2 separate regions of the Homo sapiens genome follow, and region 1 is linked to region 2. Evidence: read pairs that join two places in POLR2A ChIA-PET (ENCODE). Cell type or tissue: OCI-LY7. All regions are shown on one strand. Region 1 overlaps SLC38A9 (solute carrier family 38 member 9). Region 2 holds the start of LOC107986415 (a long non-coding RNA gene).

The links. ChIA-PET counts read pairs that join two places held together with the same protein. Peaks named below come from ENCODE experiments on the same cell type or tissue, not always from the same donor. Only the 100,000 strongest peaks of a DNase experiment are listed, where the experiment ranks them.
Region 1: POLR2A ChIA-PET joins it to region 2 with 11 read pairs; 4 of 35 experiments call an interaction of 5 or more read pairs at or near these places.

What each region holds. Positions count from the first base shown.
Region 1 is chr5:55,652,341-55,660,340 of GRCh38, reverse strand. It overlaps SLC38A9 (solute carrier family 38 member 9), which reads left to right. Exons shown (of 16, transcript NM_173514.4): 9 at 3,567-3,626; 10 at 7,618-7,812. Among named protein-coding and RNA genes, the nearest start is that of SLC38A9, 56 kb to the left of the region's middle. In OCI-LY7, no CTCF peak of the experiment used is centred here; no DNase peak of the experiment used is centred here.
Region 2 is chr5:55,375,654-55,383,653 of GRCh38, reverse strand. It overlaps MTREX (Mtr4 exosome RNA helicase), which reads right to left. Exons shown (of 27, transcript NM_015360.5): 17 at 5,168-5,340; 18 at 4,459-4,527. LOC107986415 (a long non-coding RNA gene) reads right to left here and starts at 5,902. Exons shown (of 2, transcript XR_001742668.2): 1 at 5,660-5,902; 2 at 5,446-5,563. In OCI-LY7, no CTCF peak of the experiment used is centred here; no DNase peak of the experiment used is centred here.

The DNA.
Region 1 (8,000 bases), 280 kb before region 2:
TCCAGGCTCAGGTGATCCTCTCACCTCAGCCTCCCGAGTAGCTGAGACTACAGGCAAATACCACCACCATGCCCGGCTAATTTTTATATTTTTTGTAGAGACAGGTTTCGTCATGTTGCCCAGGCTGGTCTTGAACTCCTGAGTTCAAGCAGTCTGCCCGCCTTGGCCTCCCAAAGTGCTGGGATTACAGGCGTGACCCACCGTGCCCTGCCCCTTGAATGTTTATCTTTAATCTAGCAAACTTGCTGAACTCTTACTGATTCTAAAAATTTTGTAGCCGGGCGTGGTGGCTCATGCCTGTAATCCCAGCACTTTGGGAGGCCAAGGCGGGCAGATCACGAGGTCAGGAGACCGAGACCATCTTGGCGAACACGGTGAAACCCTGTCTCTACTAAAAGTACACAAAAATTAGCCGGGCATGGTGGCGGGTGCCTGTAGTCCCAGCTACTTGGGAGGCTGACGCAGGAGAATGGCATGAACCTGGGGGGCGGAGCTTGCAGTGAGCGGAGACCGTGCCACTGCACTCCAGCCTGGGCAACAGAGCTAGACTCTGTCTCAAAAAAAATAAATAAATAAAAAATAAAAATTTTGTAGATGCACTTTGTGTTTCCTTTTTAAATAATCATATCATCTGTGAATTAAAAAAGCTTTCTGTTTGGGCTTAGTGGCTCACGCCTGTAATCTCAGCACTTTGGGAGGCCAAGGCAGGTGGATCACCTGAGGTCAGGAGTTTCAGATCAGCCTGGCCAACATAGTGAAACCCCGTCTCTACTAAAAGTACAAAAATTAGCCAGGCGTGGTGGTGGGCACCTGTAATCACTGCTACTCAGGAGGCTGAGGCAGGAGAATGGCTTGAACCCAGGAGGTGGAGGTTGCAGTGAGCCAAGATCGTGCCACTGCACTCAAGCCTGGGCAACAAGAGTGAGACTCCATCTCAAATCAAAATAAAATAAAAAAAAAAACCTTTCCAGTTTTTTTAATAGTTCATATATGTATACATACATTTATATTTATATACGTATGTAATTATATATACGTACACAGACATATACGTATAAATGTGTATCTATATGTATATATTGATGGTTTTTTTTTTAATGTGAAGTTGCATTGAAGCGGTGCTTGTAGATATCCTTATATTGTTCATAAGGAAATCTTTCTGATGTTTCACAAATATTATGTTTATTGTGGGATATCAGTTGTACCCTTTAATAATTTAAAGACATTCCCGCCTATTGTCTACTTAAGTATTTTTATTAAAGTGGTTGAATTTTATCAAGTATTTATTCTGCATCTCGAGATAATCAAAAGATATGAAGAGACAATCAAGAGATTATCTTAATTAAATTTCCTCCTTTATCAATATGATGAATTAAATGAATACTTTTTGTAAAATTTAAACCATCCTTGTATTGTGGGGTAAACTTAAATAAGTTCATTAGTCATGACATATTTTTCAAATGCCTTACTGGATTGAATTTGCTTTTTTGGAGGGGTAGGAGCTAATATTTGTTTAGATCTTTTGTGTCTTTTCCTAACAAATATTGGCCTATGGTTTTTCTTTTTCATGCTGTCCATGAACCTTGGTGTGTTAGTTTCCCAAGGGTGCAGTAACAAATTACCATAAATATGCTTACAACAACACAGATTTCTTCTTTCATAACTATGGAGACTAGAGATGTGAAATCAAAGGGTGAACAGGGCCCTGGTCCCTCCTAAGGCTCTAAGGAAGAATCCTTCCTTGCCTCTTCCTAACCTTTGTTGGTTGCTGGTGGTCCTTGGCATTCCTTGGCAAGTAGGTACATCACTCCAGTTTCTCCCTCCATCTTCACATGGCCTTCTTCCCTCTGTGTGTCTGTGTCCAAATTTCCCTCTTCCTATAAATTGGGCTGGGCGCGGTGGTTTATGCCTGTAATCCCAGCACTCTGGGAGGCCAAGGCAGGCAGATCACCTGAGGTCAGGAGTTTGAGACCAGCCTGGCCAACATGGTGAAACCCTGTCTCTACTAAAAATACAAAAATTCAGTGGGTGTGGTGGCAGGCACCTGTAATCCCAGCTACTCGGGAGGCTGAGGCAGGAGAATTTCTTGAACCTGGGAGGTGGAGGTTGCAGTCATGCGACTCTACCCCAGCCTGGGTGACAGCAAGATTCTGTCTCAAAAAAATTAAAATAAAATAAAATAAAAGACATCAGTCATTGGCTTTAGGGCCCACCCTAATCTATTATGACCTCATCTTAACTTGATTGTATCTACAAAGACTCTATTTTTAAATAAGGTCACATTCTGAGGTTTCTAGTGGACATAAATTTGGGGTAAGGGGAATGCTATTTAACCCAGTACACTTCGTGTCAAGATTTTACTAGCCTTACTGTAAGTCTTTGGCATCAAGAAATTACACAAAGATTCATAAATTCCAATCTTAAATCATAAACAACCTTTGGAGATATTATAAAAACCCAAAGTACTATACTGTTTCTTTTATTCTATCTTGAGAAACATACGGTGAAGATGAATAATTTAACTATTTAACTTACTTTTATGACCTTAAAACCTAACCCAGCACCTTTTACTATCTTATTCAAGTTTCACAACAAATACTTTTATTAATGCTTACTCAGGTTATAGAAGGTTAATATCAAACAGAATAAAGTAAACCCCCTGAGGCAAGTAAACACATTCTCTGCCTGTTCTCTCTTTCACTGTAGAATGATGAATGCTCAGCCATCTGCATGTGCTTTGTTCTTTGTTACTTCCTTTAGTCTAACTCAGTGGTTCTTATGTAAATAACAATTCGTATATGGCCTTAGATCTATAAAAGTATGTATTGTACTTTGTAAAAAAAAAAAAAACTTTGATTTTCCAGGTAAGATCAGCTGTGTATGAGTGTTGGTTTCCCCTTTTTGCACACTTTAGAACTGTACTCTGTGTGAAATATAACTTTAGTGTGAGGATAAGAGAAAACTTACATACATATCTTTATTCCGGGGCTTTAAACTATCATTAATTCAGTGTTGTGGATAGATTTTTTTGAAATCTTCAATTTACACGTAAAGATTTTCCACAGTGGAACTGTGAAGACACTAACATTATCATGCCCATAAGTGAAGAAAACTATAGAAGGTGAAGCTATGTTAACAGTGAAGTAGTCTTTGTTCAGTGTACTAGATTACTACACAGATATTAAAAGATTTTTATAGGCTGGGCCCGGTGACTGACTTTGGGAGGCCGAGGTGGGTGGATCACGAAGTCAGGAGATCGAGACCATCCTGGCTAACACGGTGAAACCTGTTTCTACTAAAAAAATACAAAAAATTAGCCAGGGGTGGTGGTGGGCGCTTGTAGTCCCAGCTACTCGGGAGGCTGAGGCAGGAGAATGGCGTGAATCTGGGAGGCGGAGCTTGCAGTAAGCCAAGATCGTGCCACTGCACTCTAGCCTGGGCAACAGAGCAAGACTCCGTCTCAAAGAAAGAAAAAAAAAAGATTTTTATAAATAAAAGACCTTAAAGGGTAATAGATTTAGTGTCTTTCATTCAGTGTTAAACTATATTTTTTCCTTTATTTTTAGATTTTATTCATCACATTAATGACACAGACACTATACTGAGTACCAATAATAGCAACCCTGGTAAGTAGTTTGGGATGTTGTTTGTTTCTTTACTCTCCACCTTGCTCCAAAAAGGATTTAAGGTAGAACATGTGACCTTATTTTAGGTAAACGATTAGTAGAAAATTATTATGTTTACTGAGCTGCTACTAAATTGTTGGTAGTGTGTTTAAAAAAAAAAGAACCTCCAAAAAGGCTGTGTTAATGTAACCAAGCAATAGGTTGTATTAATGTGAGCTAGGCAACATTTAGTTCATATTATACAATTCACAATTTTATCTACAGTATCCATATTTGCCTGTGAATAATCAGTATTTTCAAGAATCTATATCACTATTAATTATATCAGATGTCTAGAAGCATAGTTCTCAGTTTAACTTAGTTTTAGAGGTCTATTGTTTTAGTTATTAATATATATGCTATACAAATTTGTAACCTGTAAAAGAATTCATTTTCTAGTAATAAACAGAGGTTAGTAACTAAATATGGAAAAATAAATTGAAGCTTTTTCAATTTATTTATTAATACAACCAAGCAATAGGTTGTATTAATGTGAGCTAGGCAACATTTAGTTCATATTATACAATTCACAATTTTATCTACAGTATCCATATTTGCCTGTGAATAATCAGTATTTTCAAGAACCTATATCACTATTAATTATATCAGATGTCTAGAAGCATAGTTCTCAGTTTAACTTAGTTTTAGAGATCTATTGTTTTAGTTATTAATATATAGGCTATACAAATTTGTAACCTGTAAAAGAAATTAATTTCTTAGAAATTTTTCTTTATTTTTAAAAAATAAACCCTTGTGAGCCAATGAGTTTAATCCAGTATGGCCGTTACAGGGAAAGTGAATATAAACATTAATATAACTTTGGTAACAGTTATGCTGTTAAACTTGAACATCACCTAAAGCTTTATGTATTTAGATTTCAGGGATACTAAACTGATGTCATGTTGATGGAGATGCACATTGATCACTAAGAGGATGATTCATTAAACACATTTATTAAGCCTACTATGTGTCAGGAACTGTTCTAGGCTCTAGGGATATAATAATGAACAGACAAAAGTCCCTCCTCTCATGAAGTTTACATTCCAGTGTTTGCTACTCAGTGTCTTACTTTTCCCCCTAATTAAACCTGTCTTTTGTTAATGCTAGAAAATGAGTGAGTAAAGTACTAGCTTTTATTCCTGTGGACACATACACATATACCTTTGAATTATTATCCTAAAATCTCTTGTGCCCTATTCCTTACTTCAGAATTTTCAAAGGATCAAATAACATCCTTGTATTTAAAGAGAAAATTATTTTACTATACCTATTCTGATATTAATTGATGAAACTAGTTTACTAATATCTAAAGTTAATAGTACTTCTCCAGTAGGGAGTCAGTTCATCATTAGGGTAATAAATATTAATATCACAGTCACATTGATGATTTAGAGAACCCCATCAGCAAAGTCAGTTTATATAGTGATATCTTATATCCAGCACTTCTTGATTTCTCTGCTAATGTTTATTTTGAACAGTGTAGTAAACAATGAGAGTATGAAACAATCCATTTCAGTTAGTGTAAAAAATTTTAGCTGCTGAGCATGGTGGCTCACGCTTTTGATTCTAACACTTTGGGAGGCCGAGGCAGGAGGATTGCTTGAGCCCAGGAGTTTGAGATCAGCCTGGGCAACATAGCAAGACCCTGTCTCTACAAAAAAAAATTTTTAATTAGCTGGCCATAGTGGCGTGCACCTGTAGTCCGAGCTACTCGGGAGGCTGAGGCAAGAGGATCACTTGAGCCTGAGGGGTTGAGGCTACAGTGAGCCATAGTTACGCCACTGCCCTCCAGCCTGAGTGAGTGAGATCCTGTCTCAAAAAAAAAATTACAGCTAACATTTATTGAATGTTAACATTTATTGAATGCCTGTGTGCAGGCATTGCATTAAATGTTTTATAGCAACCTTAAATGGTAGATACTGTCAACACCATTTTCCAGGTGAAGAGACCAGGGAACATAGAAGTTAATTTCATCCAAGGACACCTAAATATTAAGTGGCAGAGTTGGGATTCATTATTCAGTCAATTAACTTCCATCCACAGCCTGTGCTCTTTTTTTTTTTTTTATTTGAGACAAGATCTCTCTCTGCTGCCTAGGCTGGCCTATAGTGGCAATGATCATAGCTCACTGCAACCTGGTACTTCTGGGTTTCAGCAATCCTCCCACCTCCACCTCCCGAGTAGCTGGAACTACATCCCATCCAGCAAAATTTTGTTATTCTTTTAGAGACAGGGTTGCCATGTTTTCTAGGCTAGTCTCAAACTCTTGGCCTCAAGTGATCCTCCTGCCCCAGCCTCCCAAAGTGCTGGGATTAAAGGAATGAGCCACTGCGCCCAGCTGCCATAGCCTGTGCTTTTAACCACTATAATTAGCACAAGAAAATTTCTGTCTAGAGCGTAGAAGAAAAAAAGCACACTAAAATGTTGACTAAGAAGGAGAAAGAAAATTAAATGTTTGGCTTTGTGGCATGCCAAATAATGGATAGAGAATAAAATTAAAAATAGAACTGACAATGAATATTCTTTCTCTTTGACAAATGATGAGCATAAGGGTTACTTAATACGAGTATTTTCTACCTGCATTAAGAGTTCTTTACGAAAAGCTGATTATTAGCAAAAGCTCTACTGTGACATTAGAAACAATGAGAATGGCTGGTACTCTGTCTGATAACAGAAGAAATTGCCACTTGTAGATCAGTATTTAAGAAACATACGTTTAGGCCCAGTGCGGTGGCTCAGGCCTATAATCCCAGCACTTTGGGAGGCCAAGGCGGGCAGATCACGAGGTCAAGAGTTCGTGACCAGCCTGGCCAGCATGGTGAAACCCCGTCTCTACTAAAAATACAAAAATTAGCCGGGCATGGTGGCATGCGCCTGTAATCCTAGCTACTCAGGAGGCTGAGGTAGGAGAATCACTTGACCCCAGGAGGCAGAGGTTGCAGTGAGCCGAGATCGCACCACTGCACTCCAGCCTGGGTGACAGAGCGAGACTCCATCTCAAAAAAAAAAAAGAAACATACATTTTACTGATTTCCCAGTCATCTGGATACCATCTGGACTCTTAGGCTTCTATCAAATATGATCAACTTCCAGAATTATTTTGGATTGTTGGGATTCAAGATTCTTGCATTTTTATCAGTGATTATGATATCATGGCAGCTGTTTCAATGATGTTTGCTTTTTATTCCAAACCCATAGATTTTGTTTGTTGTTAAAAGAAATCTGCTCTTTGGCCTTTTTATGGGTTATTCGTGTGATAAACAGTCACCCTAAATGATATTTTTTATATTATTGTGTAAATAAGACCAAATACCATCCAGCCCAGTATTTTCTCTCTGGCAATGGAACCAAGGGATATTTGGTGGGATATTTTTATAGTTTCCAGTAGAGTTTAAAGATAATATCTCAGGGCTGGGCGCAGTAGCTCACGCCTGTAATGCCAGCACTTTGAGAAGCCAAGGTGGGTGGATCACCTCAGGTCAGGAGTTTGAGACCAGCCTGACCAACATGGTAAAATGCCCTCTCTACTAAAAATACAAAAATTAGCTGGGCATGGTGATGTGTGCCTGTAGTTCCAGCTACTTGGGAGGCTGCAACAAGAGAATCGCTTGAATCCAGGAGGCGGAGGTTGCAGTGAGCCGAGATCACGCCACTGGACTCCAGCCTGGGCGACAGAGCGAGACTCTGTCTCAGAAAATAAATAAATAAAAATAATGATAATATCTCAGAAATTTTAAAGATTCCCTCACCCTTATTTATTTTTAGGTGAAAGAGTCCTAATATTCCTAAAATTAACCCTCTATTTTTTCCAGAAAAGAGAAATTTAGGCTCCTAGGAAGAGTTGAGGTTGGTAGAGCAAGTGTCTGTCTCTAGAGGCAGTCATTTTCTGTTTTTTGTTTTGTTTTGTTTTGTTTTTTGTCATCTTCTTTAATCTGGTGCTTTCCTATTGCAGTGATTTGTCCAAGTGCCGGGAGTGGAGGCCATCCTGACAACAGCTCTATGATTTTCTATGCCAATGACACAGGAGCCCAACAGTTTGAAAAGTGGTGGGATAAGTCCAGGACAGTCCCCTTTTATCTTGTAGGGCTCCTCCTCCCACTGCTCAATTTCAAGTCTCCTTCATTTTTTTCAAAATTTAATATCCTAGGTAAGTAGTAGCACTGAATTATGGAGACTTTGTGTAATAGAATACGTGGTGGAGTCTAGGGAAATATGGTCTGATTGGGGAGTTACCTTCCAAGCCTGTTCATCTGTGTTTAATTTGTTCATTCGTTTTTGTTTTGTTCTTTCTTTCTTTCTTTTTTTTTTTTTTTTTTTTGAGACGGAGTTTCACTG
Region 2 (8,000 bases):
CTATGCAGATACATTTATCATAATAAAAATGTGGAAAGCCAAATCAAAAAGAGAAAATCTTAAAGCAGCAAGAGAAAAAAAGATTAATCTCTTACAAGGGAACTTCAACAAGACTAACAGCAAAAACTTCTCAGCAGAAACAATGGAGGCCAGAAAGCAATGAGTTGACATATTCAAAGAAAAAAACAAACAACTGTTAACCAAGAATCCTATATCCAGCAAAGTTACCTTTCAAAAATGAAGGCAAAATAAAGACATTTTCAGATAGACTAAAAACTGAGAAAATCTGTTTCTGGCAGATCCACCTTACAAGAAACACAAAAAGAAGTTCTGCAGGCTAAAATCAAGTAATACTAGACATTTATTTTAAACTACATAATAAAATAAAGAACACTGGTAAAGGTAATTATATAATTATAAAAGATAGAAATAAATGTCTTTTTCTCTTCAATGATTTAAAAAGCAGTTGTATAAAACAATATGTATACATTATATTATTGAGCCTGTAACATACCAAAATATAGTATCTTGGCAGTAACAACATAATGGAAGTAGGTGGGAGCAAAACTGTTTAAGGTTAAGGCAGTAACTCCAGGTAGTAACATGAATCCACAGGAACAAATAGAACCAAAAATGATAAATAAGAAGGTTAATATAACAAAAGCTATATATACACACTGGCTTTCCTTTCTTCTATAAGCTTTAAAAGTAATAAAAAGTGGCCAGGCATGGTGGCTCACGCCTATAATCCCAGCACTTTGGGAGGCTGAGGCAGCTGGATTACCTGAGGTTAGGAGTTTGACATCAGTCTGGCCAACATGGTGAAACACTGTCTCTACTAAAAATACAAAAAATTAGCTGGGTGTGGTGGCGTGAGCCTGTAATCCCAGCTACTTGGGAGGCTGAGGCAGGAGAATCACTTGAACCTGGGAGGCGGAGGTTGCCCTGAGCTGAGATTGTGTCACTGCACTCCAGGCTGCCTGGGCGACAGAGTGAGACTTCATCTCAAAAAACAAAAAAACAAAAAAAAACCATAAATGATTTTCAAAAAGTAATAAAAAATTTTCAAAAAGCAATAAAAAGTACATAAAGTATTAATCATAATAATGTATTGCTGGATTTGTAACATTTATAGATGTAATATGTATAACCATAAAAAGAGAGAAAATAGAATAGAGCTATACAGAAATAACACCTCTATATCACACTGGAATTCAGTCAGTGTAAACCTAAAGCTTATTCTAATAATACGTATATGGAAAGCCCCAGCAAACACTAAGAAAATCTCTCTCTCTCGCTATATAAATATACATATATATACATGTACACATACATACATACATGTGTATATATATGAAATCTTTAAAAAATTAAAATGCCACATTAGAAAAAATTCACATGATACAAAAGGAAGCAGTAAAAGAAGAGAAAACAAAGACACAAGACACAGAAAACAAAAATTAAAATGGCAGCTGCAAATCCAACTATATCAGTAATAAAACTCAATGTGAACAGATTAAGCAATCCAAAAAAGGAATAGATTTTCAGATTGGATTAAAAAAAACAAAATCCAACTGCTGTGTATGCTGTGTACAGGAGACACACTTTAAATTTACTGATATAAACAAGACTGAAAATTTAAAAATGGGAAAAAATATTATGCAAAGAATAATCAAAAGAAAGCTCAAATAGCTATGCTGATACAAAACAAAATACATTTTAACAGAGCTTGAAAACACATGAAGCAAAAACTGATAGAAATGAAGGGAAAAATAGATAATACAACAACAATAGTTACGAGACTTCAATACTCCACTTTCAATAATAGATAGACCAACCAGACAGAATGGTCTGCAAAGAAAGAAGTCTAAGACCTGAAGTTCTAAACCAACTAGACCTAAAGGACATCTATAAAACATCCCACCTTAAAGCAGCAGAATACACATTTTTCTCAACTGCACATAGAACATTCTGCAGGACAGACCATGTCAGGCCATTAAGCAAACTTAGAACAATTCAAAACTACTGAAAGAATTCCAAGTACATTCTCGACAAAAACAAAATTAGAAATAATAAAGACAAAAATTTGGGAAATTAACAAGTATGTGAACATTAACACTCTCCTAAATAACCAATGGGTTAAAGAAGAAATCAAAAGGGAAATTAGAAAATACTTTGAGATTAATGAAAATGATAAAATATACTAAAATTTATGGAATACAGCTAAAGCGTCTGTAGAGGGAAATTTATAATTGTAAAACCTCTATAATTGTAAAAGCTCTATTTAAAAAGAAGAGGTATCTCAAGTTAATAACCTAATCTTCTACCTTAACACGTTGAAAAAAGAACAGTAAACTGAACCTGTAGCCAGAAGAAAGAAAATTAAAAAGATGGGGCATAACCTAATGAAATAGAGACAGAAAAATAGAGGGAAAAAAAATCAGTAAAACCAAAAGCTCATTGAGAAGATTAACAAAATTGACAAACTTTACCCAGAAGAAAGATTTAAACTACTAGGTCAGATATGAAAGAGACACTACTAATGACCATACAAAAATAAAAAGGATTATAAAATAATACTACGAATAACTGTATATCAATAAATTACAGACAATCTGAAGAACATGCCATACCAAGTAGAAATTGACTTAGTAATCTCTTAGTAAAGTACCCATAAAGAAGAGCACAGGCCGAAGTGGCCTCATTGCCAAGTTCTACCAAATATTTAAGAAGTTTTGAATGTGATGAAGATATTGGGAAAAAATATTTAATACCAGTTCTTCAAAACCTCTTCCAAAAAATGGAAGAAAAGGGGAACACTTCCTAACTCATTCTATGAGGCCTGCATTACCCTAATACCAAACCCAAACAAAGATGTCACCAAGAAAACAACAAACCAACATCTCCTATGAATACTGGCATGAAAAATCCTCAGTATTTCCTATGAATACGGCATAAAAAATCCTCAAAAACATACTACCAACTGAATCCCGATACATAAAGAAAATAATATATCATGACAAACTGGGATTTATCTCAGAAATCCAGTCATGTTAACATCTGAAAACCAGTTAATGTAATATATCATATCAGAATACAAAATAGAATAAAAAGCAAAAATCACATGATCACCTCAATAGGCACATAAGAAATATTTGACATAATATTTATCTTTCATGAGAAAAACACTCAACACACCAGGAACAGAAAGAAATTTTCTCTATTTCTGGGGGATATGGAAGGACAGGTGAATGACATATGTTTCTTTTTGAGATGATGAAAATGTTCTACAATTGACTGTGGTGATGGTTGCACATATCTGCAAATATACTAAATGTCACTGAGTCATACACCCTAACCGGGAAAATTGTAGAGTGTGTATCATCTCCATAGAACTGTTTAAAAAAAGAAACAGGCCGGGCGTGGTGGCTCATGTCTGTAATCCCAGCACTTTGGGAGGCCGAGGCGGGCAGATCACAAGGTCAGGAGTTCGAGACCATCCTGCCTAACACGGTGAAACCCGTCTCTACTAAAAATACAAAAAAAAAAAATTAGCTGGGCTTGGTGGCAGGCACCTACAGTCCCAGCTGCTCAGGAGGCTGAGGCAGGAGAATGGCATGAAACCGGGAGGCGGAGATTGCAGTGAGCCGAGATCGTGCCACTGTACTCCAGCCTGGGCGACAGAGCGAGACTCCGTCTCAAAAGAAAAAGAAAAAAAATAAACAAAAAATGTAAAACCTAAGGTGAAAGGAATCTACAGCACTTCAGTATAGGTAAAAATATTCTGCCTTAGCAAAATTCTCTTACAAACAAGTTATGGAATGAGTAAACTGGCAAAGGCATGCTAGCTTTTCCATCTTGGGTTACGTAAATGTCCATGAAACCACTGTATTTAGCACTCAATGTCACACTTCCAACTCCACATAAAAAGAGAATTTAATAGCTGTCAGAGAGGCTTAAATAAAGACTACTCTGTCCAGTTAACCTCATCTCCTGCAAGGAAGATCACAGCTACATGAAAACAATGCATGTGTCTCTCTGAGTGTGTGTGTGTGTGTGTGTGTGTGTGTGTGTGTGTGTCAGGGAGATTTGGGGAGTGGAAGGAAAGCACCACCACCATTTAATAGTTTTCTCATGGTTGAGGTGATACACAGAAAATATAAAGGACTGGCTTGGTGCGGTGGCTCACACCTGTAATCCCAGCACTTTGGGAGGCCGAGGCAGGTGGATCACCTGAGGTTAGGAGTTCAAGACCAGCTTGGCCAACATGGCAAAACCCCATCTCTACTAAAAATACAAAAATTAGCCGGGTGTATTCCAAAAATTAATTCCTCATGGCAGAATTTATTACTGCTTCTCTTCAGGTAATATTATTTCTTCTTAGACCGATTTCATAAGCCTTAAAAAACATTTCACTAAAAATTGATATACAATTCTAATTTAAAGATAATAGTTTACCTTAACATTTGACTTTTTTGAGAAATTCACCACTACTCCCCAGCCAAAGTCATCTCCTTCATTCTTTACCTAAAAAGAAAGAAAAGCAAGTAAGCAAGAATCAAATGTATATCTACAAGGCAATTTCAGCCTTTCACACCTACATTCTAGACTAATAAAGCTTTCTGAATTTTCTGATAAAATATCTTTGAAAGAGCACTGCTAAATTTAAGAAACAAGATATCAACCCTGCAGGAAAAAAATCAATGCCAAATTTCATTTTAGAAATTGCCCCTAGGACAGCAATAACAGGAATCTCTCAGTTGGCAAATGAATGCTGAAAATGACAGAATGTTCCAAGGATATAAATCATTTATATCTAATGAATTCATCCAGAACTTAAAATTGCCTTATTTTTCATATAGTTATATGAATAGTTATATGAACAGTTATAGTTAGCATTTCATAACTAGAAATATTTTATATGTTAATTCCAAAACTATCTACTTCAATTTATAGTCCCCAAAACAAAAACCAGTGGTGATTAAAAGGCCTTTGCATAAGCCCCTAAGTTAGTGCCATGTGAAACAGGTAAAATAATATGATTAATATAGATCAACTATTGTAGCAGGAAGCATTTTATCAGAATAAAAAATAAATTAGAATCTTTAACAAAAATATGTTTAAATATTGAATTATTCAAGTATTTTATGAAGAAACAATGACATACCTTTACCAAACGACCTGGTTGTAGAAAAGGTAAGCAGTATTTTGGTTTGTGAATATATTCTTCAATTTCTTTACCCAATTTGGCAAGCTGCTGTCTAATCTTATAATAGATAACCACACTTTCTTCATTGGGAATTACTATTTTATTATACTGTTCTTCTGAATTCTTTACCTCTGTAAATAGAACACATGTACAAAATTAAAAGGTTATACATCTTATTTAAATTATACCCAAGACATAGGATTTTTTCTATTAGGTTGGTGCAAGTGTAGTTGCGGTTTTTGTTTACCTTCCACCTTCCTGTAAGTCTCTATGTGTTCATCTATCCAAAAGCTCCCCAAACCCTGTCCTCTTGTGCCTTTTATGGAGGCTTTATTGGATAGACATGACTGACAACTGCAAAGAAATGTGGTTGGTTACAATCTATTACTAATAGACTGAGTGGGAAAACCCAGCAAGATCTGCCCATTATGATTTTTTTTTTTTTTGCACCTTTCCGTATAGCATTTCTTCCTCCAAGGTATGACTCAGGATCTCTTTTCAAATGAGTGCCTTGTGACCTAAAATCAGACAAGGTAGGTCAGAGAATTTTTTTAGGTCAGTCTCTAAAACAGAAAAGCTGGAGATGATTCCTGCCTTGGGGAGAAAAAGCAGCAGGTGAAAGGAAGGCAGCAGAAGGTCAGAGAGAGAATCTATCTTCTGGGACCTGCTTCTGACCCAACATTATAACAAAAGACTAACAAAGGCTATGGGAGTTATAAACCAGGAACCATGGACAAAAACCAACCAATAAATCACAGGCCACACCCTGGTTTTTTGTTAATATGGAACTCATATTAACAGGATATATAATTTCAAAGATATTGGCATATTATTAGACTTGTATTTAGTCATTAATTAGATCAGTCTACCATTAAATGATATGAATATATCTCTTAGGGTGAGGCCATGCAGGTTTGCAGGCTTTTATTTGATCTTGCCTGGTTTTAAAAGTAGGAGTCATCTTGGCAAATATATAGTTTCATATTTTTAGGCATTTGGTATAATTGAACTAGGATATAACTGTTTTGAGCTTCTTTAGAGGTATTAACTAATATTGGATTTTTAAAATGTGTAATTCCGTTTTTAAAATCCATAGCCTTTTTTCTTCTTTTTTTTTAGAGACGGAGTCTCGCTCTGTCGCCCAGGCTAGAGTGCAGTGGCGTGATCTCGGCTCACTGCAAGATCTGCCTCCCGGGTTCACACCACTCTCCTGCTTCAGCCTCCCGAGTAGCTGGGACTACAGGCGCCCGCTACCATGCCCAGCTAATTTTTGTATTTTTAGTAGGGACGGGTTTCACCATGTTAGCCAGGATGGTCTCGATCTCCTGACCTCATGATCCACCCGCCTCGGCCTCCCAAAGTGCTGGGATTACAGACATGAGCCACCAAGCCCGGCCTTTAGCTTGTTTTTTTTGAGACAGTCTTGGCTCACTGCAACCTCAGCCTCACAGGTTTAAGTGATTCTCCTGCCTCAGCCTCCTGAGTAGCTGAGATTATAGGCGTGCCACACCATGCCCAGCTAATTCTTGTATTTTTAGTAGAGACGGGGGTTTCACCATGTTGGCCAGGCTGGTTTTGAACTCCTGACCTCAAGTGATCCACCTGCCTTGGCCTCCCAAAGTGCTAGAATTACAGGCGTGAGCCACCACACCCGACCTATAAAATCTATAGTTTTTAAATACCCTCCCTTCTTTTTAAAAAAAATCTATGGAAGGGACATCAGAATTGGCCACAATGTTGGTCTAGATTTTAGGCAGCAAGAGTAGCCTAGCACTATGTCCTCCACATTGTATTCTATTTAGATGTGATAAGGTTATACAGGTATAGAACTAGTGCCATTTCATTAATGAAGTGCTACAGCAAATTCTAAAAAGATCTAAGAGATTTGTTTTCACTTTAATCGCTGTTATCATGGGCCTCATTACAGTCACTGCAATGGCCACCACTGCTGGAATGGCATTACACCAATCCATTCAAACGGCTCATTTTGTTAATGATTGGTAAGCCAATTCCACCCAAATGTGGAATTCTCAACAAGGCATCGATCAAAAATTGGCAAATCAATGATTTAAGACAGTCTGTTATTTGGCTTGGAGATCGGGTAATGAGTCTTGAACGTCGCATGCAAATGCAGTGCGATTGGAATACTTTGGATTTCTGCATCACCCCATATTCCTATATGACTGATCATTCATGGGAAATGGTCAAAGGACATCTTCTAGGTAGGGAAGATAATTTATCATTGGACATAACTAAATTAAAGCAACAAATTTTTGAAGCCCCTCAAGCTCACTTATCCATTGTGCCTAGAGCTGAGGCGTTAGATCAGGTGGCAGAAAATCTTTATGGATTAAACTCCACGACTTGGATTAAGTCTACTGGGGGCTCCACTATAGTAAATTTTGGAACTATGTTTCTCTGTTTAATCGGCTTGTTTTTAGTGTGCCAGACCAGTCAAGGAATCCTGTGTCAAAATCGAGAGAACGAACAAGGCTTCATCGCCATGGCACATTTATATAACAAGAAAGGGAGAGATGTTGCGGGAAGACAGGGACCCCAAACGGAGGGACCAGCTGAAGCTGTGGCAGAAGAACGTAGATTGTGAAGATTTCATGGACATTTATTAGTTCCCCAAATTAATACTTTTGTAATTTCTTATGCCTGTCTTTACTGCAATCTCTAAACATAAATTGTAAAGATTTCATGGACACTTATCACTTCCCCAATCAATACCCTTGTGATTTCCTATGCCTGTCTTTACTTTAATCTCTTAATCCTGTCAGCTGAGGAG